Linked DNA regions of Mus musculus: regions 1, 2, 3 and 4 are each linked to region 5. Evidence: chromatin loops called from intact Hi-C (ENCODE). Cell type or tissue: heart. All regions are shown on one strand.

Evidence for each region. A loop is a pair of places that touch in the nucleus more often than their neighbours do. Peaks named below come from ENCODE experiments on the same cell type or tissue, not always from the same donor. Only the 100,000 strongest peaks of a DNase experiment are listed, where the experiment ranks them.
Region 1: a loop joins it to region 5, with 2.2 times the contacts of the local background. A loop is called at or near these places in 3 of 42 quality-filtered maps.
Region 2: it touches region 5 in a loop (6-fold over the local background); 16 of 42 quality-filtered maps call a loop at or near these places.
Region 3: a loop joins it to region 5, with 2.3 times the contacts of the local background. A loop is called at or near these places in 7 of 42 quality-filtered maps.
Region 4: a loop joins it to region 5, with 2.5 times the contacts of the local background. A loop is called at or near these places in 9 of 42 quality-filtered maps.

The regions. Positions count from the first base shown.
Region 1 is chr12:100,722,850-100,727,849 of GRCm38, forward strand. Rps6ka5 (ribosomal protein S6 kinase, polypeptide 5) reads right to left here and starts at 2,271. Exons shown (of 17, transcript NM_001330702.1): 1 at 1,932-2,271. The coding sequence starts at 2,031. In heart, CTCF peaks have their summits at 1,919 (motif pointing right) and 2,120; a DNase peak (open chromatin) is centred at 2,352; H3K4me3 peaks cover 2,137 bases; H3K27ac peaks cover 1,756 bases.
Region 2 is chr12:100,473,359-100,478,358 of GRCm38, forward strand. All of the region lies in intron 3 of Ttc7b (tetratricopeptide repeat domain 7B), which reads right to left. It overlaps Gm36375, which reads right to left. Exons shown (of 2, transcript XM_006516439.4): 2 at 3,483-5,000. Among named protein-coding and RNA genes, the nearest start is that of Gm36375, 19 kb to the right of the region's middle. In heart, no CTCF peak of the experiment used is centred here; a DNase peak (open chromatin) is centred at 2,373.
Region 3 is chr12:100,518,808-100,523,807 of GRCm38, forward strand. It overlaps Ttc7b (tetratricopeptide repeat domain 7B), which reads right to left and starts at 2,015. Exons shown (of 20, transcript NM_001033213.1): 1 at 1,764-2,015. The coding sequence starts at 1,884. In heart, CTCF peaks have their summits at 1,048 and 2,136 (motif pointing left); DNase peaks (open chromatin) are centred at 944, 1,804 and 2,104; H3K4me3 peaks cover 1,876 bases; H3K27ac peaks cover 1,514 bases.
Region 4 is chr12:100,292,763-100,297,762 of GRCm38, forward strand. It overlaps Gm10432 (predicted gene 10432), which reads left to right. Exons shown (of 4, transcript NR_045741.1): 3 at 2,867-2,968; 4 at 3,742-5,000. Among named protein-coding and RNA genes, the nearest start is that of Gm10432, 19 kb to the left of the region's middle. In heart, a CTCF peak has its summit at 1,900 (motif pointing left); a DNase peak (open chromatin) is centred at 1,369; H3K27ac peaks cover 938 bases.
Region 5 is chr12:100,196,314-100,201,313 of GRCm38, forward strand. It overlaps Calm1 (calmodulin 1), which reads left to right and starts at 3,122. Exons shown (of 6, transcript NM_009790.5): 1 at 3,122-3,403. The coding sequence starts at 3,401. In heart, CTCF peaks have their summits at 3,099 and 4,355; DNase peaks (open chromatin) are centred at 3,138 and 3,918; H3K4me3 peaks cover 2,596 bases; H3K27ac peaks cover 2,536 bases.

The DNA of each region.
Region 1 (5,000 bases), 530 kb after region 5:
CAGTCTCCATAATGGAGCCATTTCCACGCCCTTATACTGGGTTTCTAATTCAATTATCATTTGTCCTATGGTATTCAATATAGCCACCAGCTACCACACTGCTCTAGCTCCTATCAGAGCAACATGTGCTAAGAGGAGCCCAGCTGGCTGGTGACGGAGGAGTTACTCTTTCAAGTTATATTTTAACAGTGTTTTTGACCATTACATCTGATCAGTTGTCCACGTGCTTAGCAATACATTTAAATGGCCGTTCCTGTCCTTTTTACTACATTACTAGTGAGTTCAGTGCAGTCTCGTCATCCATCAGAAGAATTTCTAAATGCAAACTTGATGATTCACACACAGTTAGTTGACAAAGGGAAATAAAACAGCGCTCATTGTTTTCTACAGAGTTAGCATTGTTTGCAAAATCCAGAAACTGAGCAGTTGGCTGACTACTAACAAGTAGGTTGCCCCTTGGTCTTTGAGCAAAAGACTGCTTGCTGTATCATGATCAATGGCTGAGCATAGAAGACTTCAAGCAGCATTTGTTGTACTGTATGATTCCACACACTTACAGCAAGGAATCATTATGTAAGATGGGGGGGAGGTGGACCAAAATCCTTACTCTAGAAAATGTGACACTGCTCCTGGTGTAAACTGGGCATTAACACTACATACATGTATACTGAGAAAAATGGCTTAAAATCCCGTTGAAAACATCACTTTTTGATAACATTTGGAGTGAAGATCTCAACCAAGGGAATCTACACTGTTTATGTGAGGAATTCAAAAATACTATGGAATAACTGGGTCAGGATACATTATAGAGTCAGAACCATCAAAACTGCAGTGCTTATACTGATAAATGAGAAGGCATGAATTTACATCTTATACTAAGTCATAAGACTGGCACCAAAGATACTAATGGGCAATCAAGAATTGTGGGTTGTAGTTAACTTTATCCATCTGTTTCAATCTGTTCCAAACAGCAGCAAGGTGGACCCGCTTTCTACCTGAAACCTGCCATTTGCCATTTGTGTCTACTTAATATAATGTGCCAAAGACTTAAGTGTCAAAAATCTTAAAACCACTGACACTAATAACTATCGATCCACTCTAACACATTCTCCATGCAGAAATGATAGTGTAAGGGGAGACCTGACTCCATGGGGCTGGGGAGACCCAAACTTTACCAATTGGTCCAGATAAGAATTTTCCAAAACAAACCCCGGAATTACACAATGAAAAAGCAAAAGTAAAAAGCTTAGCACACGGAGCTTTACTGATCTCCAGCACAGGGGATGCAAGCACTTAAGTCGCCTAGTGAAGCCTTTCACCCAAAACTTTACATTTATAGAGGCTGCTTGCCAAAAGACCTGGCAAATTTCAGAGAGTATAGTACTTCACGATAACTCTGAGAGAAAGGACTTAATTCCAGAGGACCACGAAGCCTTTTTCCTTCACCAGAGACTAACCGAGAACCAATACCCCTCTCGCAGGATCGCTGTCCCTTAGGGATGGTACAGACATACATACACACACAAACACACACACTCCCCTCACACCTGAACCATCCCAGGCAGAGGTGCAGGGTAAAGTGAGTTCAAGCTTCAAGCTCCATCACACACAGCTCCACACAGCTCACCTCTTGAGGGAAAGAGTACCTTTCCCTCGAGACAGCGTGTAGTGACAGATATGTCACCTATGCAGGAAAGGGGGCATAAAGGCATCTTCCCAGGCTGGGTCGGAAACTGGGGGCCCAGCAGGAGCAAACTTTCCTCTCCGTGCCCAGAGCCTCCCAGGACCCCCGGACTATTCCCCGCCCGCGAAGCCCCGCCCCGGGCCCGTCCCCCCCAGCCCGCGCCCCTTTTGGCCTGTGCGCGCACCCATGCCGGCTCTCAGGCGCGCCTCCGCGGCTGGCCCGGCCAGCAGAGGGCGGGGTCGCTCACCGGTCCGCAGCTCGTGCTTGACAGTAAGGAGCTGCTCGCCGCCGTCGCCGCTGTCCCCGCTGGTGCCCGCGCCGCCGCTGCCGCCGCCCTCCCCCTCCATCTTCACCCTCTTTCCGATCGCGCGGGTCGCTCTTAGGGGAACCTGATGGGACAGCAGACGCCCCGTCTCTCCACAGCTCCAGGAGCCGAGCTGCCGCAGCGCCACAACTCCGACACTGAGGCGAGTCTCTTTCCCGCTCTGGCCGTGCAGCTCCTCCGCCTCCTCCCCTCAGCGGGCACCGCTAGTACGGCACAACCCCGCGCCCTGCGCCTCCACCTCCTCCTCCAGGCCGCTCCTCCCACAGCCAGCCCAGGAGACAGCCCTGAGCCACCAGCGCTATTGGGCGCAGCGCGCGCGCGTCTGCCAGCGCCCGTTCCCATTGGGCGGCTAGTCCTGACGTTTCAGGAGCCGCCCCGCCCCGCTGCTCGAATTGTTGTTGCTTGGCGGGGAGGCAGGAGAGGGAGGAGCGCGAACGCTCCGATTGGCAAGACCCACGGAATGCCCCACCTACTCGCTTTGGTGCGCACGCGCAGGCAGGCCTTCCCTCTCCTGACCTCCCCAGAATGGTCACACCCCTTATTCCCAGCTTCGATCTGTTAGTAAACAGTATCTAGTAGTCAGGAGGCGCTCCGGACCTCTGATTGGCTACTGCGGAAAGAGGCGGGGAAAGACGATTGGACCGCTTGGTCCGCCAATCACAGTGGACAAAGGAGGGTCCTGGAGGGAAGCACTTGTCACCCACGTGTTTGCGCTCGCGCGCGTCTGAGGGTCCTAGGGAACGGCCCACAAATGTGTGACTGTCTGGAAGATGGCATGTCTTCGAATGATACTATTCTCTGTAGCACTAAATAAATTAAATGAATTTTGTGTTTAAATACAGGTAGGAGCCGGCAAGATGGTTCCGTGGGTAAAAGTGCTTGCGGCCAGACGTGGACAACCACAGTGCAGTTCCCATATAATGAAAAAGAACTAACATGTTGACCTCCGACCTCCACACAAGCTTTAATTAAGGGCATGTATCGCTCACACAAGGCAAAACTAAATTACGTTTAAAAATTAAATACAGGTAGCTCCTATACACAAAAAGTCAAGGTTCTGGCTCCGGATGAGAAATCTGAAATAATAACTTGTGGAGGTGGGGAGTGTAGCTCAGCCTAGCCTTGACCCCCTGGTACGTCTAGCACCACCTCCCAGTGCTGGAATTCGCAGTATGTGCCACCATGCCTTGCTTATGACATGCGGGAGATTGAACTCTCCAGCTTTATGAATGCTAGGCGAGCAGTCTACCAGTTAAACTACATCCTCATCCCAATTTTTCATGTTTAAGAAACTCAAAGAGTGTGGTGAATCATAAAATAAGATTCAATTTCTGCTCCTGAAAAGCTATTAACGGAACTCGAGAGATGGGCAACTTGTATACAGGCACAGGAAACTATAAAGAATTTAAACAAAACTGTGAACCAGTATTAAGCATTAGAGAATGGCACAGATGGCAACGATTATTCTCAAGGCTTTTAGGGCAAGGAGAAAATCTGGATAGCCAATTTAAAGGGCAAGTAAGACAAAACTGGAGACATTTCACACAGAGGTAAGCTGTGAGCCTAGGTCTAGAGGAGATCAAATGCTGGTGACCTAAGTAACAGGTAGGCTAAATGAAGTGTAAGGGAAACAGCTGTATAGGAAAGATGAGTGTATCTTTATTTTCCTTCTTGGAAAAAAAAAAACAAAAAAACAAAACAAACAAACAAAAAAAAAAACCAAAACAAAAAAACCCAAAACAAAACAAAAACACCTGACAGAAGCATTCTAAAGAAAGAACAGGTGTGGTGGCACTGACCTTTAATCCCAGCACTCAGGAGGCAGAGGCAGGCAGATCTCTGTGAATTCAAAGCCAGCCTTGTCTACATATCGAGTTCTAGGATAGTCAGGGCTACACAGAGAAACCTTTTCTTAAAAACACTCAAAAGAGAAAAAAGAAAGACCTGGGCAGGGTCGGGGAGTGACTTACATTTTAAGGATAGAGTGTATCATGGAGGCGGGAAGATGGAGGAACAGGAGACCACTTGGTCAAGTTGTGTCTGTGGTCAGAAGCAGACAGCGCTAAACTGTGGTACTCAGCAGTCTCCTTTCTATTAAATCCAGGACACCCAGCACAGCTAGGGTGGATCTTCCCTGTTAAGCCTCCCTGGAGATGCCATTAAAGAGACACCCACAGGTGTGTCTCCCAGGTGGTTCCAAATCCGGGCAAACTGAGAATGAAGATGAACCGTGTCCTTAAGACAATGAGGGATCGTAAATGTTACACTGAGGCACAGAAGTTATTTAGTAATGAAGTCCCCTACACTAGTTAGAACAGCAAAGTCACTCTCTTATAACTTGTCGAATCCCATGAGGCTGACGGGAAGAGAGGACTCACTGGGAAAGAATGTATTGCAAGTGTAGCACTGACAGCTTAATTTCTGTAGCGGAAGTAGGTGATAATGAGAAAAGAAAAGACGAGCATAAACAATGCAAAAATGATCTTCTAAATTGCACATGGATTAGATGAAGAATGGGCAAACTATCTTCCTGTTAGAGGACAGATAGCAAATCCAAGGCTGTGTGAGCCGTAGACTCTCATTTATAACTACTCAATTTTTCTGGAAAGTGGTCAATAGAAAACAGAAAGACAATAACAAATGGCTGTGTTCCCCTAAGATGTCTTAATGGATATTGGAATTTGAATTTCACATGCCATAATATATTATTGTTTTAATATCTTTTCAAACATTGAAATATGCAAAACCCATCCTTAGCTCATGGGCCTTTAAAAAGTAGAAAGTGGTCTATATTTGGTAGTCTCCATAGTTGGCAGATTTTTGTACCAAAGTACCTGAAGGGGCTGGAGAGATGGATCAGCCGTGAAGAGCACTGATTGCTCTTCCGAAGGTCCTGAGTTCAAATCCCAGCAACCACATGGTGGCTCACAAACATCCTAAATGAGATCTGATGTCCTATTCTGTAGCAAGCTGGCCCGAGGCTTACAAGGA
Region 2 (5,000 bases), 280 kb after region 5:
GAAGGCCCTTCACTGTGTTAGACTGTTGTTTCTCTCTCTCCCAACATTTTACATGCCAGGGGACATGTATCAGAGCATTGGCAGAATCCTGACTTAGCATACCAAATTCATCTTTGCACAACTCAGTTCCAGAATATTTATTTCTCTGTCAAAAGCTGGGCCTCTGGATTGGTGATAAATTCTCAAGCCTGGGACCACATCAACACTGTCTGAGAGGCAAAGTTCTGCGGTCAAGGCCAAAATTGGCTTCCATTAAAATCCGAGATGGGGCCTTGTTGGTTTAGAAGTCTGTCTCAGTAGTGTTTTAATGGCTTTCTTTTTCTCTCCTAGAGAATACACAATAAAAAAATAATAATAATAAAAACCAGACTTGCTAAATAGCTTCTTCAATGTTAACACCTCAGTAATATCTCCCTCTATATACTAAAGGGTAAAAACTTAGTGCATACATTCTCTATTGCTACAATTAAATGTCAGAGACAGAAAAGTTGTCTATTTAGTCAGAGGTTCAATAACAGTGATAGTATGTCCCCAGCTCTGATGAGAAGTACTTTTAACTACATCACAACAAGGTGGGCAGAATCATGATGGGAGCATGTGCAAGAAGAAAAGTGTCATAGTGGGACAAGAAGCAAGAAGGACCAAGTGCATTCTAGTAGTAACAACCTACTGTTATAGAAACCAAGGTCCCCTGAGATCTACAGCAGCACCTTCCGAGGATGCTGCCCAAGGATCTAACCATTTTCCTCTGGCTCCCACTGCTTGAGGTTCTATCAACATTACCTACAACCCTGTAAATAGCACAAAACCTTTCTGGAGACACACTCAAACTTTAGTAAGCCATACCAAAATGTTATTTGACAAGGCAAGGTTTAAAGTAATAAATATGGCTGACCACATTGCTGTTTCAAAAATGCATAATATCCACACACCCAGCCTATGGTCTACCTCCCTGCTGCCAGATAAAGTTTCCACAGGGAGATTAGTATCTTGCAGGTCCTTCTATGAAGGCTAACACATTTCCTTTGAACTAGTGATGATAAAATCATTTGGATTGTATACCCCTTGCTCTTGTAGCTCTTCCACACACACACACACACACACACTGGCCATTTACCGACACCCAGTGGATACTATTTGTATTATAAACATATGAAGAAAGAAAGTCTCAGAAGTTAAGTGACTTGCCCACATGCTGTACAGGAGTCAGAAGTGGACACTGCAAGACAGCCTAGGTGTTGGAGTAGAAGCCCTGCTCTGGGGTCACACCATTCCCAGACTGTCCAGGGTACAGTTTGGAAAGCTGAGTACTATTAGGGGCCATGTGGGACAGGATGCTGGACAGCTAAGAAGCAGGCTGGGAGCCCTCTATACCATGTCCAGCCTCTGTACTGTTCTATTCAGGTAGGACTACAGAAATCTTCCATGCCTGGCTACATCTGAGAGCCCTAGGCCTTCTCTGGGTATAAGACTGAAGCACACTAGTCAAGGTTCACTTAGATAGGCCTTCTCAGCACCTAGCACTCTGCCTGGGGGTTGATGTGCAGTTTCTGATCCCCACAGCCAACCTTCAAGGAAGGTGCTCAAAGATCTTGTAGACATGATTGGATTTAGGACTTCATAGCTAATAAATGATAAAGCCACCATGCTTTGGCCCTGATCCCTGTAACTACATAGTCCTCTGACAATATCTTTTACTGAGCTGCTAACAGCAGTGAATTCAGTGTCCAACTCCAGAGAGGCAATAAAAATGTTTCAAATGGAATCTCATGAATCAAAGTCCGAGCTGATTTTCTCTCACATCAAGAGCTGCCCCACCTTGGGCAATCCCAGGACCGCCAGGCCTCCTAGTCCTTGTGTGGTTTATGAACTATTGAGACACTAACTTGTGTTACAGAGAGGAACAGCCAAACAGATATTTTGATCCTGTTTGTTTTTGTTTTAGGTTTTTTGTTTTTTTCGAGACAGGGTTTCTCTGTGTAGTCCTGGCTGTCCTGGAACTCACTCTGTACACCAGGCTGGCCTTGAACTCAGAAATCCACCTGAGTCTGCCTCCCGAGTGCTGGGATTAAAGGCGAGCACCACCACTGCCGGGTGACATTTTGATTCTTAAAAGTCACATGGAAATGAACAGAATAACAACTTTTTACAGTTATAGAAGTGACAAAGCTGTCAGGGTTATAATGAACAGGTCACAGTTATATGAAGTGATAAAGCTGTCAGTGCGACAAAAGGTCCTATGAACTACAACACTGCCATTGTTTCCCATTTATCTTAACCACAGCTCCGGAAGTCAGACACAGGACAGGCACATCCTGAGGCCTTGCTGGAACAGGACTATGGGGGAGTCAATAACTGGATACACCAAACTTCAATACAATCTCACATCTCTGATAACCCGACACCACAGTGTAGGCTTCAAGGGCAGTAAGACAATGTTTAGGGATCTCAAGTTCCAAAACTGAAAGGAGACTCAGGAAAGGCCCAAGACTCACAATACAAAGTGATAGGGAGGCAGCCTGGGGTTGTTAAACTTGTGTTCTGGTTTATTCTCTCAGGATTCCCACAGGCATCAGGTGTGCACAACCTACTAGAGGAAGAGGTGGGCAGCCTTGGAGGGAGAAGCTGCCCTGGGTGTTGGGGATGAAGGAGGTGAAGCTGCTCGGGGCTTTCTGCGAGGGCTCTGGAAAGCTACAACTTCCTTGACTTTAAGTGGCTTCTCAATAAAAGCCATGGCTGGCCCCTTTGGGGGACCACCGTTAATTGTTTTCCTTCTAGGCTCAGCATATCCTTCTTAGGAGTTAAATACATGTGTACACACACAGGCACACACAGACACACACACCCTCAGAAGTGCAGTCAATCCTGGATTGACATTTACCTGCTAGAGTAAACACTTTCAGTGACTATTTCCTCTCACTCTGTAATTCTGCAAGCAAATGAGATGCTAATTCAACCTGAGACACTCATGAAATGAGAGCTTGCAATTTGAATTTATGCTTTTAAAGACTCCATTTAATAACCATATATCAACAGGTATTTAACATATAGCAATAATAACAGGTGTTGAAAGCTACTTGCCAATTATCTGGGAGCTTCATGACAGAGGACCTGGGCCTGGAGCTGTTAAGTAACTCACCTAAGATGATGCCAAAGGGGCAGAGCTGGGATCCAGCCAGCCAGTCTGATTCCACAACTGTAGTTTTCTGGTACTACATCACATCCTGTAATGTCACTATGCATTAGCCTACAGCAATAATAGCAAAGAATGTGGGCTGTGAAGCTAGGCTCCTTTGTTCATTGCACAAGGCTGAATGCTAAATGAGAGCCAGAGGCAGAGAGATTGCCATGAGTTCAAGTCCAGCCTGGTGTGCAGAGTGAGATCCAGGACAGCCAGGGCTACACAGAGAAACCCTGTCTCGAGAAAAAAAAAAAAAAAAAAAAAAAAAAAAGCAAATACGTAAATGAACAAGCCTCATGCTTATTACTTTATCATTATTGCCTTTAGGTAACAGTAGCTGGAGAGACTCCAACTGGGAGAATTATATGAATCTTCTCTGATTTTATCTATTTTTAAACAACAGCTTTATTGAGATACTGCCCAAACACTACTAAATTATTACAGTGTATAACTCAGTAGAACATGGCCAGCTAACTCCAGAACCTTCCCATCGCTCTAGAAAGAAGCTCCCTCCGCAGCCCCTGCCCTCAGACCCTGGAGACCACTCATCACTTTCTGCCTTGATGGACTGGCTGTTTCTAGGCCGTCCATAAAACAGAGTTGTATGAGATGTGATCTTCTGGGCCTGGCTCGATTAAATAAAATGTTTCCAAGGTTAACAGTTAGTTAGCAAGTATTCAAACTTTCTTGCTTTTTAAATTGAAGAAGTACACAGACATAAGATTAACCACTCACAAGCTGCACTTGGTACAATATTGTATGGGTACTACTATTTATTTTTAAAACCTTATTTCTTTTGATTGGCAAATAACATTCCACTAGGAAGAAATGCTTCATTGTTTTAAATCCATTAATAGATTGCTGAATTTTGGAGGTTTCCCACTTCTTGCATAGCTGGGGAGTCTGTACAAGCCTTCCTGCCCTGCCTCTCGTAAGAGCCTAGGCTTTAGTTTGCTTGGCTACACTGCAAGGCAGGAACTGGTGGATCATGTTGGGCAACTCTTTTCTGTTGTAACATTTTAAAGCTCTGTTTGAAAAAAAATCACACCTACATAACTATACTCTTCTGGGAGAAATACTGAAGTAAAAGGGGCGGGGGTGGACTCTGAGTAGACATCTGGCTTTGAACCCTTGCTTCTTAGCACGAGTGCCCTGTGAGTCAGGAGCATGCTGTCGAACACCCTGGAGCCTTTCTCCTTGTCACGAAAACGTACAGAGTGACATGTGCTGGCGACAGTGCCAGGGCCTGGCATTCAGAAACATTGAACAAATAGTCACCACCTTCACTAGCATCTTCCTAGCACCAATGACAATTCAATTCCTTTTTTTTTTAAGGGGATATCTAAAAATACAGGAAAGTCTCAAGCAGAAAGCAACCATCACTCCCATTCCAGCCCCTCAAAGTTAATCCCCATTAGTGCAACCAACTCAGACCCTGATCCCAAGTGTGATGTCTTGTCACTGTGGCCTTGGCTCATTTGCCCTAAGAGAAGAGAAGATGTATCACACTAGGATACTCTGCAGTATAAAATGGAACCTCTGACCATCCAACTACAGCAAGGGTGACAGTGACCAGGGGACACAAGCAACTGTCCTTGCCTCACTGCATGAGACCCCAGGGGGCAGCAACTAGATGTAGCGCCCTAGCTGGGATGGACTTCTCAGAACAGCCGCTTGGAGAGAAGGAAGGAGCTAGTCTTCAAATAATGTTAAACAAACAAACAAACCAGTCAGCAGCAAATGTGACAGACACAGTGTCTCTGAAGAACTCGGGACAGGACAGGTAAGACGGCCAAAGCCTGGAAACCTGAGCTTGATC
Region 3 (5,000 bases), 320 kb after region 5:
AAAAAGAGGGGTCCGTGCACCCTCTCATTCCAGGGACCAGCAGCTTGAGCCAGTGTCTTCTCCCTTTCTGTCCACGATCGCAGCCACATCAACATGTCTGTTTTTCTTCTCCCTGACTACCTTCATAGTTGGGCCTCAGTGTTCCTCTCAGAGGAAGTAAATGCAAGACAGCAGGGGCCTGGTCAGCACCTGGCCCAGGTGGGCATTGCACACGCCACTGAATGAGAGCAGACAGCCAGGTCGCAGGTGGAGACGGGAGGATGCTCACAACCACACCCAATGCTAACATCCACCTGCACAGGAGGGATGGAAGTGACCCAAAAAACTTAGGAATGTGACTTCAACAAGAAGCAGGAAAATGCAGGAAGGAAGGAGACGCCACAAAAGCAGGCAAGGTCAAGTTGCCTTCGGGGTCCTGAGTACTCAACACCTTTCCCTCCAATGCTAACTTAACAAAGACACCTACCCAAAGCAAGGTACTGTGGTTGACAGTGTGCAAAACCAAAACCTTGCCCTGTCTGCATGGTGACATTGCCTATGGTCCTAAACTTGGGAGGCAAGGCAGGAGGCGGGAGACTTTGAGGCTAGCCTAAGCTATAAGGTAAGTTTGAAAGATATATAGAGAAACCTGGTTTGGTTTGGTTTTGTTAAGTTTTCATTTCCAGGCGCTATTTTCATAAAATCACAAACAACCACCAACCTTAAAGAGGCTATGAGATTTCCCTGTCCGTTTCTGGGTAGTTCGGGGTGAAGGTTGAAAAGAGTACACATGTCCTTCCTTGAATGAGCAGTGTCAGTCCTTCATTCATTCCCTCTGTGATTTGTCTGTCCCACGCCTGCTCAGACAGTCTTGGGAAGCCAGAGGTGAAGGAGGACAAAATCCTCTGCCCTCTCTGCCCAGGCTCCAAGTGCCTGCCTGTGGTTTTGGCGCGTACGAAAAGACAAGCAAATATTAACCATACTTGCTTCCAAAACAAATAAGGCCACGTGGAGTCTCGCTCTGGAATGTGATTTTGGCTGCAGTTTTGGTTTGATGGGTTGGAAGAACCAATTCAGCAAATGGGGTCATTGGCCAAGTCCAGCCGCCAGGTTTCCCAAGTCAGATCCTGGTTCCTGGGCGCACCAGGCCCCTCATCCAATCAGCTCCATTTCCCTCATTGTTAATACAGTCTCATCTTCCTGCCCAGTAACCTTCTCCCAGACTCCCTGACTCTGTTTCCCTTGTACTCTCCACCCTATCCTCTCTGGGTCTGCAGATTTGACACCCAACTGTCTTGACCTCAAGACACAAATCCCAACCTGCCAATGCCACCCCTGACACCCTCCAAGTCTGAGCTCCCTCCTGGGGCCCTTGATTACCATATGTTCACAACATCTCCATCACAGGACCCCTGAGCACACCACACACACTCTGGTGGTCCCCAGATGCCCACAGGTATGTCCCGGGGGGCTCCATACACACACAAACGCACACACACACACAAGCTCCAACTTCTTGGAAGCCCGGGGCTGGCCTCCGGTCTCTGGGGTCGGTGAACCTCTCCAGCCTGCACGTCAGGACTCCAAGGCTCCGACAGGCACAGCCCGCCCGCCCAGCCGCACGCCGCGTGACCGGAGGACCCCGCGTTCCCCAAGGGCCTGGCCCGCGCACACCGCGCGGCCTGCGCCTCGCCGCCCGGCCGCGCCCCTGCTCGCGCCCGGAGCCTCAGGCCTAGCCCCGGAGGCCGCGGCGGTCCCGCAAGCCCCGGTGCGTCCGCGCGTACCGTTGGCGATGAGCTTGGCCGACAGCTGCTTGACGAGCTCGGGGATCCGCTCCCATTGGCACTCGGAGCGGCAGCGCTCGATCTCCGTCTCCAGCCGCGAGCCCGCCTTCCTGGTCGCCATGGCCGCCCTGGCCGGCCCGGCGCGCGCCCGCAGGCCCCGCAGGCCCCGCCGCCGCCGGGCCCCGCGCCGCCTCCCGCTGCGGCCGCGGGCTCCGGCTCCGGCTCCCGGCTCGGCGGCGTAACGGGAACGCCGGCCGGGGAAGGGGCGGGGAGCGGGCGGCGGCGGGCGCGGCGGGGCCCCGGGCGCCGCGAGGAGCGGCCCCTGCCGGCCAGGGCCGGAGCCGCAGCGGGCCGGGGCGGAGGCCGGACAGCAATGAGGAGCGCGGGACGGTGCTCAGGAGCGAACCTGGAGCGGTGAGGGGTCAAGCCAGGGCAGCCACCCCGAGGATGCTCTGGGGCTCCAAAGGCCGGGGTTTCTAGTGCGAGAGGGCGTGAAGGGCGAGCCTGCCTCGGCTGGCCCTGCCATCGCAGGTTGCTTGTGCTGGCCTGCGCCCCTCCTCAGGCTCCCCTCTGCCCCAGGTAGCCTCCGTCCCCATCATGTGGCCAGAAGCAGTGGAGATTCATGCTCCTCCAGAACCTGCCCGAAGTTCCTTAAGTGTGTGTTGGAAGAAAGTGAGGGAGGACGTGTGTGTGTGTGTGTGTGTGTGTGTGTGTGTGTGTGTGTGTGTGTAGCTGCAAGCCCAGATGCCAGCTCCCTTGCCCTCTGAGGAGAATACCAACTCATAAGTGGCATTTCCAGGCCTTGACCTTGTAACTGAGAGCAGGGGCAGGTGTCTAAGCTGAACATTATTTCACTTGTGTAATTTATTCAGTAACTATAGAGTCAGAGGTCACCCACACAGAGCTAGGTAGTGTTTTAGGGCTGTGGAAACGGAACGAAGTGGGTACAACTTTGCTTCAAAGTGGGTATAAAGTTCATAGCCCATTCATGGAAATGAATTAATTAAGCAAAATAAAGTAGCAAATTAGGTTATGGGTTGGTTAAGGATGGTGTTGAAGTGATATTTGACAGTTTTAAAGATGAGAGTCGGGGGGATATGGGAGGTGGGGAGGGCAGATCATTACAGGCAGAGCAAAGGCCTCGGCTTTACTATATTTGGTGAGTTAGAAAAAGGCCAGAGTGGCTGGGGTGGAATGAAGGCAAGGAGCTGAGCAGATGATGTCAGGAGGGTGGGGGTTAGTCCATGCCCGGCCTTCTGGATCATTAGAAAGACTGTCTTTCTTCTTGGTGAGATAGGGAGCCTGCATGTTAGTCAGGCATGCAATGGCAAGGCCTGCAAGTATGGACATGACCAGTATTTGGGAAAGTTGGTCAGGGAATGTGGCTTCAGGGGCAGTGGGGGTGTTGGACTCTGCAATACTGCCTCTGAGGATGGAGCTGTCATCTGGGCAGTACCCTGTCACCAGGTTCATCCTCTTTGGGTGTGTCTCCTCCAGCTTTCCAAAGCTATCAAGTGCAGGCTTTTCTCTCATGCCCTGGGGATAAATGAAGACCAGACTCACAGGCCTTGGTTTACAGGATCAGCAACTGAAACTCAGTAAGGGCCAAGAGGAAAGAAGTACTTGGGACATGACCAACACCACACTGAGGCAACCCAAGGCCCTCAGAGGTGATGGGAGCAGAGCAGATGGGGCTCAGACACTAAGGACAGCCCAAGGACAGGCAAACAGAATGCCAGAGGAAATGAGGGCGAAGGAGCAAGGGTAAAGGGGTAGGAAAAACGGTGGGATGGAGAAAATGATGTAATTCTATTTTACACACACACACACACACACACACACACACACACACAGAGAGAGAGAGAGAGAGAGAGAGAGAGAGAAGATGACCAAGGTGACTTACAGAAGGAAGGATGTGGTGATTTCAATAGGAATGGCCCCCATAGACCCATGTGAGTGAATACTTAGCCCGTAGGAGTAGCACTATTAGGAGGTGTGGCGTGGAGGTGGGCTTTTGAGGTCTCATTACATTGTTACACACTTCCAGATCCAGCTAAGAAGTCTGGAATAAGCCTCAGGCCAAAGGTCACCAAGAAGCCTTGTTCAGCTGACAGTGCCTGTGTGACTGTAGGACTTGCATTTCCCTGCATGGTGGCACACAGAATAACAATGTCATAACATTACTTGGCCTCCATGGCCACAGTGTAAGGCAAAGCATCCAGTCTGTTTCCTGGCTAAGCCGTTTTTCTGAGCGTGGGAGATGCCAGGCAGTGGGATTTAACTCCCCGCCCCCACCTTCTTCTTCCCTTCCTATAATGTGTACCTGTGGAATGCAGCAGTTAAAACTTAATTAGAGGGTAGAGAAGATTAGGCCACCATCCTAACAGCTCTCTGCCTCTTGCACACTACAGTCTAAAATCAGCTATTCCACAACAAACGCATCTGACTTTCTTTGAACTGGTTATTGTTTGAGTGTATGCTCCTAGGTTCCTCTGTGGAGAACTTGGACCATAGGATGAAGATACTGAGATGTGGGGGCTTTTAAGAAGGGAGGCCTGATGGAAGGACCTTGGGTCGTGGGTCAAGGGAAGCTGCCCTTGCAAAGGATTAATGTAGATCTATGGGTGGGGCCCCAACTTTAGAATGTTAGTCGTTTTAGGAGTGAACCTCCCTCTCTAGCTTCCTGTCTGTGGATGCCATGTTTCCCCACCCAACACTGTATTAGTTACTTTCCATTGCTGTGGTACAGTGCCGTGACCAAGGCCATGGATTTTGACAGAACAAGGGTAAAGGGGTAGGAAAAACGGTGGGATGGAGAAAATGATGTAATTCTATTTTACACACACACACACACACACACACACACACACACACACACACACAGAGAGAGAGAGAGAGAGAGAGAGAGAGAGAGAGAATGACCAAGGTGACTTACAGAAGGAAGGATGTGGTGATTTCAATAGGAATGGCCCCCATAGACCCATGTGAATGAATACTTAGCCCGTAGGAGTAGCACTATTAGGAGGTGTGGCCTTGTTGGAGGAAGTGTGTCACCGTGGAGGCGGGCTTCTGAGGTCTCATATAGTCAAGCTATGCCTAGTGTGGCTCACAGTCTCCTGCTGCTGCAAGATGTAGGACACTCAAGATGTGGAACACTCAGCCCCTTCTCCAGCACCATGTCTGCCTGCCTGCTGCCATGCTTGCAGCACTGTATCTGCTGCCATGCTTCCTGCCATG
Region 4 (5,000 bases), 96 kb after region 5:
TACTGGGTTGGCTTCCTCAGGACTGGGGGTTACAAACTCAACCTACCATACCCAGTGTTTTACATGGGTTCTTGGGATCGAACTCACAGGGCAACAGCCTGATTGACTGAGCCTTCTTTCCAGACCCTGCAATGGGAAGTTTTGAAGTAAGAAAGGCCCAGGCTGTTGGAGGAAATAGAGCAGGGACCATGACTGAGATGTCACTGGCCTCAGTGTCTCTGACTATGAGTGGGTGGAAGGTGGCTGTGATAAACTGGGGGGTGGTTTTCTGTGGTGATAGGCCTGAGGTCATTCTTGTAGGTGTGTCTGCATCTCTTCCAAACCAAAGAACACTCAGACCCACAAGGCCAGTTTCTCTCTCCTGCTTCCCCTGAGAGGCAAAGGGTACCCTCTAGCTGCTTGAGTGGGGGAGCTAGACAGCAAGGGACAGAGCAGGTAGCTGGGGCCAGATTGTGAGAATTTGAAGGTTCTAGATCATTTTGAAATTTAAGTTCTTGGAGTCTTCTCTTTTGGGCTACGGACTCTCAGAGATGAAAACTGGGCCTTCAGGACTGGAAGAGTATCAGGAACACTGTAGGTGCGCAGGAAAGGGACTTCAACACTCAACCATTGGTGTCACCGTCTGGGCCTCTGTCAGGACGACCCAGTGGCTGAGGGGGTCGCTGAAAGAACAGAGGAAGGTCTCCACTCTGGGCTGGCCGTGCCTCTGCTTGGATAAAAACCTATGACATTGGCACGGCCAAGCCTTTGCTTCCCCCATCTGCTGGGCTCCCCAAGGCTGGGGTGTGTCTGCAGAGGCATGGGCAAAGGAACAGACCTGCAAGCTGCTGCCTATTTATCTCCTTGTCGAAGGCTCGCGCCTTGGGCTGGTGTGTTTCTGAGCATCAGGGTTTGCCTGTGAAAGGACAAAAGCTTGATTGTGAAGGAAGAGCTGCTCAACCTTTCATTAGAAATGTCTTCTTTATCCCAGGGGAATCTGACTAATAATGACACCAGTAACCTCCAGGTCCTTACATGGATACTACCCTTCACACATTTCCAGGTCTGCCCACCTCCACCATCTGGCTGGCATGTGCCAGCTCTGGGGACAATAAGACAAGGAAATGGAGACTCCTTTCCAGATAGGGAAACTGAGGTAGTGAGAAACAATGTGGGGTATCCCAGTGCACGGGACCATGGGAGCCCAGCCCTGTGAGAGACAAGGGTGGGGAGGCTGTTGCCCATGTCACTGTGTGCTCCTGGAGGCCTGGCTTTCAGTAAGCTGGGAGACTGGGGTGGCCAGAACAAGCCAAGGGTCCCCATGGGCTCATCCTCGGCCCCGACACAAGCTCCGCCCGGCCGAGCCTTCACTTCCTGAGCTGGCTGCTAGAACAGGCTGGGTTGCTGGAACCCTTCCTAAAAAGGAATCGGGCTGTGGTGGCCCAGGCTATTTTTAGCCAATTGTGTTGAAAATCCCAAGTGCATGTAGCATCATGTGTTTTCTTTTATAGCGGGGAAAATAGGAGATTCCCACACCCTCCCCAAAACGGGTTGTGCCCTTTGAAGGAGTCTCATGTAGACCTCTTACCATAAGAGCCCAGCAAGTAACCCGCCTGTGGCTAACCAGCCTGGGGTTTCTGGGTTCAGGCCTTCTGGTTCACAGAAGCACTACTGCTGACCCAGGTTCTTGGGGAGTATAAGGTATGTGAGGATTAGCTCATGTTTCAAGTGGGGGTTGGACAACTGTCTTTAGCCCCATCTCCTTGTCAGTTCCTATTGTTTTAAAATATTGTTTCAGGGCTAAAGAGATAATTCAATGGTTAAGAGCACTTACTTACTGCTCTTTGAGAGAACTGTGGTTTGGTTTTAAGTACCCCACTTCAGGTGGCTCACAAAGGATCCAGCGCCCTCTTCTGGCCTCTGGGGGCACCTGCACTCATGTGCGCATACCTACACACAAGCACATGCATATACAGAATTAGTAAATCTTCAACTACAACCTTTAAAGGTATAACTGACATCAAAGAACCTGTCCATATTTGCAGTGTCCAGTGTAATATGTGTGGAAATATATCTACTGCTATGAAGCTGTCACCATGATTATGACAGTCAATTTATCCATCACCCCCAAAGTCTTCTTCCTTTTCTGTGACAACTGCCTTGCTGCCCCGGCCACCCTGGGTATGCTCTCAGTGAACGTGGGTTAGCTCCTAGATCCTGGAGTCTGGGAATCAGTGGGGCCACATAGCTTGCTCTAGCTGAATGGCTTCTCTAGCTGGCAGTAGTATCTTGAGATTCAGCCATTTCTTTGCATGTACCTGTCATTCACCCATATATCACCAAGTGTCATCTCATTCCAAAGGCACAGCAAAACTGGTTACCTGTCATCTGTGGGCAGACATGCACAGTGTTTCTATTTGGGGATGTTATATACAGAGTTGTTGGAGGTTTGGGTACCAGCCCTTGGATGGGCATGTATTTCCTTTTCTGTGGGGTAAATGTTCAAGGGATTCTTGGGTCCTTGGGTTTAAGTTTTTTTTTTTTTTTTTTTTTATCTTATTTTATTTTTCTTCTTGAGACAGGGTTTCTCTGTGGAGTCCTGACTGTCCTGGAACCTGCTTTGTAGACCAGGCTGGCCTCGAACTCACAGAGATTAGCTTACCTTTGCCTCCTGAGTGCTGGGATTAAAGGCGTGCGCTGCCGCTGCCACCACCACCCAACAGGTTTTTATCAAACCACCCAAATATTTTCTAAAATGGCAGCACTACTTCACATACAGCTTCAGTACCCTTCCCCTCCGATACTTGCAACTGTCTGTCTTTTTTTTTTCTTTTTTAGTTATTTGCTTATTTTATTTTTATGTACATGCGTTTGTGTGTGCCCACAGCATGCGTGTGGAGGTCAGAGACAACTTGTGGGCGTTGGTTCTTTCCTTCTACCATGAGGGTTCCAGGAATCAAAACGACTTCAAGGATCTCAAGTGACCAAGGTTGGTGACATATGCCTTTACCAGTACAGGACCCTGTCCTGTATTTTCAAACTGACATCCTGAGAGGGTGGAGGGTGGGAGGGGGAGCGAGGCAGCATTGAACTGTGGCTTAGATCTACACTTCCTCCATGACCAGCCACTAGGCATTTCATCACATGGTTGTCACTGATAGCTTTTGCCCTGTTTCCACAGGTAGGTAGGTCATGGATGGGTCACAGGGTCAAGTGTGTTCTGGATAGTGCAGGCAGTCCTGGCCCTGAGTCTCAGGTTTCCCATCTGTAACATGGCAAGGACCCTGAGCTACCTCTTGTACTGTGTTTTATTCACTTGAGTCCATCCTGTCACGCACAGATGACAGATAAGGAATTTTGATCAGAAACACACGCCGGCGCTAGTGAGTTGGCACCTGGAAGTTTGTACTCAGAAGCCTGTGGGTGGGAGACATGTATTAAACTCGCCCAGAGGGTTCGAGGTGTCTGAAATGAAGGGTGATAAGGGTGAGAAGTTTGGGAGTGCTATGGCTTGAACATGCCCTCCAAATGTATGTGTTAGAAATCTGACGGCATGAGAGCAGGGTTAAGAGGCAGGGCCTTTAAAAGATGAGCGCGGTGGGCACTCCTCACTCACGTGTTAATGCTGGCGTGACGGGCGTGAGTTCTTAGAGATGAGTTGGGCTTCTCTTCTATCCTCCCTCCCTGGCTCCTCCATCGTGGGATGATAGAACTAGGGGGTCCTCTCCTGATGCTTCCTCAATCCCACCTTGGATCTCGCAGCTTCTGCAACTGGAGACTTTGCAAATGCAGGAGCCCTGCCACTTCTGGCTTTGGAGATGGAAGGAGGTGTGTGATGAGAGCAGCCCGGAGACTGGGACACTGGGAGGGATGGCTTTTCCCAGTGACACACTCAGATGGACTCCATCTTGCCTTCGCCTTGGTTTTGACTCCATAGAACCTACTTCAGACTTTCCCCAGAGCTGCAAAGGTAGTAAATGGGTGCAGTTTCAAAGTGACCACGCAGCTCTGGGGCATTTGGTTCCAGCAGGAAAAGGACTGTGATATGGTGAGCGTGTATTTTATCATAATAAAAGAGAAACCACACCGTTAAAGCAAAGTGGTAGGCAATTGCCCAGCTCAGTGTGGCTATAAGGGAACTCTGGTAGCAAGCTAACTCAAGAACAGAAAGAGGTTTTATTTTGCTCACAGTTTTGGTGATTCATGGACACGGTGCCTGAACTGGCTCAGGTCCAATGAGGATCTCATGGCAACGGTATGAACACAGCATCTTGAACAGGAAGAGGAGAATGCTGGGTGAGACCACACTGGGGACTAACGAGCCTCTCGTGAGAATTACCAAGGAGGACCAATGGACTGATTTCTCCTGGGCACAACTCTGATGGCCTAAGGCCTTCAATTAGGCCTCTCCTCCAAAGGTTCCACCATCTTCCATGGTGCCACGTTGCAGATCAAGCTTTTGAACACCAGGGACCTTGGGAGATGCAATGCTCAAACCACCTCCAGCTTTGTCCTCACTCGGGAGCCTGTCTGCTTCATGCAGATGGGAGCAGCCAGACATAAGGGAGACTTTAAAAAACTCTGGGGTGAAATTTGTGAAATCTCTCTAAAAGTGGAGAGTCAGAGAATTTGAAAACACTACTTAAAATATCACTGGTCTGAGCTCTGCTCTTTTTATTTTTATTTAAAAAAAATCACCTATCATCTGTCTGTCTGTCTATCTATCTATCTATCTATCTATCTATCTATCTATCTATCTAACTATCTATCATCTATGAATCTATTGTCTTATTGTCTGTCTATCTATCTATCTATCTATCATCAATCTATCATCTATGAATCTATTGCCTGCCTGTCTATCTACTTATCTACTTATGTGTGGGCACATCTGCCATAGTGGAGTATGTGGAGGCTGGGGGACAATGTGGAAGAGTTAAGTCTCTCCTACCATGTGGGTTCTAGGATCAAACTCAGGTCATCAGCCCTGCACTGGGCCACCCTGCCCATTGGTTTTTAGTGGT
Region 5 (5,000 bases):
GCCAGTTATTTCTCTGTGTCCTGGCTCCCTATCGCTGACTCCATTGTGTTGTGTTGTATATGGCTTTGGGGAAGGTATGGAAACATTTGGAACTTTAAGCTGGAAAACCTGTTAAGCCCTCAGTATTTAGTGGACTTTTCTCTAAGAACTTGGAAGACAAGATGACTGAAATAAATGTAGATGATGGAGGCCTGGCCTGGAAAGGTCCAGAGGGAACTGTGCCACTCAGAGATGTTACCAGGGTCGTTCATGCGATATATTTGAATTAAGACCCTTTGGAAGGGCTAGAGAGATGGCTCAGCAGTACTTGCTCTCGTAGAGGAACCTGGGTTCGATTCTGGGAACCCGCATGGTGGCTCACACCCATCTATAACCTCAATTACAGGGAATCCAACAGACCTGGGACACACATATGCATATAAAGTACAATAAATAAATCTAAAACTTTAAAAAAGGGTCTGTGGAAGTGAAGTCTTTGCTTCACTTGGACAATGAGTACTGCTCATGTAGGACAGAAAAATCAGCTGTGATTATAGAAGACACCCGGCTTGCTGAGGTAAAAGCCTTCTGGAAGTAATTCCTTCGTGTCAGCACACAGAAGCTGTGGTCCAGAGGGGCCAAGGCTGCGCCACAAGCTGGCAGCTGAGCTTGGCAATGCTTACGAGCCTCCCACGTGGTACTGGTTTGAGCAGCGTGAAAGCTGGATTGTTACTGAGAGGACCTGAGGCTTGGCACAGGGTGGTCGAGATTCCTGGCCCAGGGCTGCATTCTTCTTCCTTCTCTTCTATCTAGCATGATTTAATTTAAATAATTTCACATAGAACTACTTTCTTTAAATATCACAGAATGTTCCATAGGCTTTTGGGTTCTTAGTATATTATGGCATTTTTATGTGGCTTTTAAAAATCGCTGACCTCTTCATAAATTAAGACATTAATTCACTGGGACACGAACATTCAGTGGACCTATGTTGTCAGACAGAAAACCTGACGTATGAAGTAGTCAAGTCTCTAACATTGTATCTTTAAATTTTCAGATACTGATTTCACTAATATACAATCTAATATTAGAGCCCTGAGCAAAGGCTCACGCTCTAGTTTATGCCCAATCACCGCCTCACAGGAAGATCCTGGGCAAGTCACTTGACCTTCTTATATTTCAGTGTGTGAAACTAGCCATAAAACTGTGCAAAGCATGACCTCATTACAAACCCACTACACTTGAAAGCTAAGACGCGCTTTGATATGTTAAAGAATTCCAAAAGAGCACTCATTTGTAAAATATAAACAAACAGAAAATTGTTCTATGATGATTAAGATAATCCTAAGGTGAATAGCACTTAGCAAGTAAAGTCATGAAAAGGTTTCAGAGCACTTTATTCAGTGAATTTGTTAAATGACACAGGAAAGTATTGGACAGGTTTTGCAAAACCATAGATTGTAGCTATGTAACCAAAATAACTATAAGGGATGGAAGACTACCAGAAACAAAAGGACCCCAGTAATTAAACATATTTTCATTTTTAGGACATCATTTCTCCCTTGTCACTGCATACCAAATGTTAAAATGCACTTAGCTAACTTCCTTAGGAAGTCTGACAAAAAAAAAAAATCCAAATTCCTTTAGTAATCATTAGTTATAATAATGAGCTTGGCTATGTAGACCTGTAATTCATTGGATTATTGACTATGCTTTAAACTGAATTTTTATTAGTCTCTTTTCTGTGAACATAGGGATATTATGTGTCTGACTGTGAATGGTTTTTAAACCATTTGCAAGAGGGCCAGCAGTACCCTTGGGGGGGGGGGGCTGCCTGCTACAGCTTCTCCTTAAACAGCAGGTTAACCCTTTCTGTAGCATTCTAGGAAGAACAAATTGAAGCGCAGTCCCACAGCTGCTGACATACTGTCTGAGGTGATCCTAAGAAGTCCTCTGGCGTTTGCAATGTTCAGGGACATTTTTGAATCTTTTAAAACACCTATCTGCAAACTTTGACAAAGCCAGAAAAGAAAGGTAACTAGTCTTTCCAGAGAGGAGCATGCTAATCACACATTTTGCCACAATTTCTGAAAGAAGAAACAACCTGCAGCTTGTCCTGGCCTTGCAAACAAAAGATCAAATTCTGCGCTTTGTCTTGGCAAGAAACGAAACTGCAGCATTTTGTTAAGATTTTCTTCTTCTTCTTTTAAGTTCCAGGCTCCAAACTAAGACCTGAAACAGTTTTTGGTCGTCCCTGTCCCCACCCCCACCCTAGTTTACAGAAGAACAAAGAATAGTAAATTTAAAGGTTAAAACATTATTTAAGGACTATAATTAAGATTGTAATTAAGATAGTGGAGCACCCTACTAGAATCAATTGGCTGCACAAGTTCCAGCTGTAATCAGAGTGATCCTGTGTATCTTTCCCCTTCTTTGTATATATCAATTTATGAATTTCCAGGACCAGGACAATTAGGAAAAACTCAAAAGCGTGGGCTCTGAGGGCGACATAAGCCGCTCACTACGTTAATTTTGGAAGCAGGCCTAATAGAATTTGCCACAGGAAATAAGGAACAAACCTAGCAAGGGACAACTCTTCAAGCATCTTTAAAATTTTAGTAGGTATGTAAAAACACGAAAACTAGACTGGTTGAGCGTGTCAACACCACACAGACCTAGCAACTGAGCTTCTAACTGTGCCTCGGACAGTTCTCCAAAATGAGAAAAGTAACATTATCTGACCAATTTCTTCCCCAAGGCCAACCACCGTGTCCTCAACACAGTCCTCTCGCCTCTACAGCTAAGGTTGGATTCCGCCTCCCCGCGGCTGTCCTCAGCCCCTAGATCTCCTCCAGGTCCTCCCCTGTGGGGGACCCAGGATTGGTGGCTCTGCAACCTCGAAGCCACCAGGAGTGGTGGGAGGGGGGACACACAGGTGAAGTGGGGCTGAGTGACGGACACGCGCCTGGAAGCCCGGGACGGCCCCCCAGATTTCGCTACGCAGGCATTCCAGCTCTAGAGGACTCTTGCAGCAACAGACCAGCACCCTCGCTCAGGTCTCCGACTCCCCAGTGACCCCTGCCCGCGTAATGGGCCCGCCGCGCCGGGCGCGCCTGGGGGGCGGAGCCTTGCGGTGAGGTCCGGCTGCCGCAGCGCCGCCCTGCGCGAGGCGGTACTGCCGCGGCGGAGGGATACCGCGCACCGTATATATATCGCGGCACACAGGCTCGCGCTACGGCAGTGGTGCTGGGAGTCTCGTGTCCGTGGTGCCGTTACTCGAAGTCGGGCGGCGGCTGAGGCTCAGCGCACAACGCAGGTAGCGCGTTAGCAGCAGCAGAAGCGGAGGCACCTCGGCGGTCACAGCCCCTGCGCTGGTGCAGCCACCCTCGCCTGCTCCGTTCTTCCTTCCTTCGCTCGCACCATGGTAGGTTGGGATCGGCAGTGGCAGACGTAGCAGCTGCCCGAGCTTTCTGAACAGATTTGTAGTTGAGTCTTGGGGTCTCCCCCTTTTCCTGGTTGAGGTTACCCCCTACCCCATTTTGCCAGGTGTTACGCAGCAGCTGCAGTGAAAGGGGATGTATTTTCGGGTTTGCATCTCCGCTCTGGCTGCCAGAGAACCTCCTCTGAGTTTTGGGCGCCTCTGGGGCTGGACTCTACAGTGGGCTGTGCGCGGGCTGGAGCCGCTGCCACAGCTGCACCGGGGCCTTCCGCATCCACCCCCTCCGCCAGCCCCGCACCCACTGCATCCAACGCGCCGCACCCGGGCTGCCTGCAGCGCAGCGCCTCGGCCGGGGCCAGCGGGGCGGGGGAGCCGGGCGGGGCAGGCCGCGACGTCCCGGTAGTCAGTCCCCGACCGCGGAGAATGAATGGGTCGCGGCGAGCCGGGAGACGTACAGGGCTTGGACCGCGGCCTCGGGGTGTCCTCAGCCACCTTCAGACCCCCTGACCAGCCCAGTCGGGAGTCCCCCCTCGCTTGCGGTCCCCTCCTTCCTCCCGGGGGGCGCGGCGCGGGCGTGAGCTGGGAAGGAAGGAGCCGGGGAAGGGTGGGGTTGGGGGCAGGAAGGCGAAGGCTGGGGGGCGGAGAGGGCGGAAGCGGCCGCCCTGCGCCCGGGCGGGGCCCCGCAGGGTGGCCGCGCGCGTGGCTGGGCCGTGCGACCTCGGTCCCCCTCCCGGTGCCGCGCGAGACGGGCGCGATCGCTCGTGTCCGCGGGGAGGCCCCTTCCCGCGGGAGGTGCTCGGCTCGCGCTAATTGGGGCGGCAGGGCGGGGGAGGAGAGAGTTGGCGCGCTCCTCGGTTTCCATTAGAGACGCAAAGTTTCTGCTGGGGAGGAGGCGGCGGCAGGCTCAGTGCCTGGGGGAGCAGGAGCGGTGGGAGGTGCTGGAGATAGGCAGCACCACGGTCCTGGGGCCCCTTTGGGTCTTCACCCTAGTGCGGCCCCTCGCCCGGCATGCCCCTTGTCTCTCGCTGCTCCCTGGGCGGCAGGGAGATGCCCATCTGTACGTTTCCGCTTTCTCTGCCGCCTCTGGATTGCCAGATGCGAATATGTGGTTGGCCGTGTGCGTGTGCCGTAGCCCCCTTCTCCCTCGCCAGGCAGAGCTGACATCACCAGCAGCACCTTCAGCCCTGGCAAGGTGGCTAGGTCGTTCTCGGCAGGTTCTGGAACGCCTTTGACCCAAAGCCAGAATGACTTGGGGTTGAGGTGGGGGAGTCGTTGTCCCGAAGGTAGATGCACTTGACAGGCCTCTAGTCAGAGAATTTTCCCGAGGAGGTGGAACTCCTCTCCTTGGTGAGCTGGTTTCTCCTACGAGGTGTGACAGTGCTTCCTGTCGTGCAAGACTGACATGGCGAGCATTACATAAATCGTGTCTCCATTTGCCTTAAAAGTAGCTTCCAGTAATGGATAGAAGGGAAGACCCACTTAGAATTTAAAAAGTAGAAGTTCGTTCTCTCCCAAATCGATAATTAACTGAGTTGCCACGGAAAAGAAATGAGCTCCAGTGCCATCGGATTTCTCTTGGGGT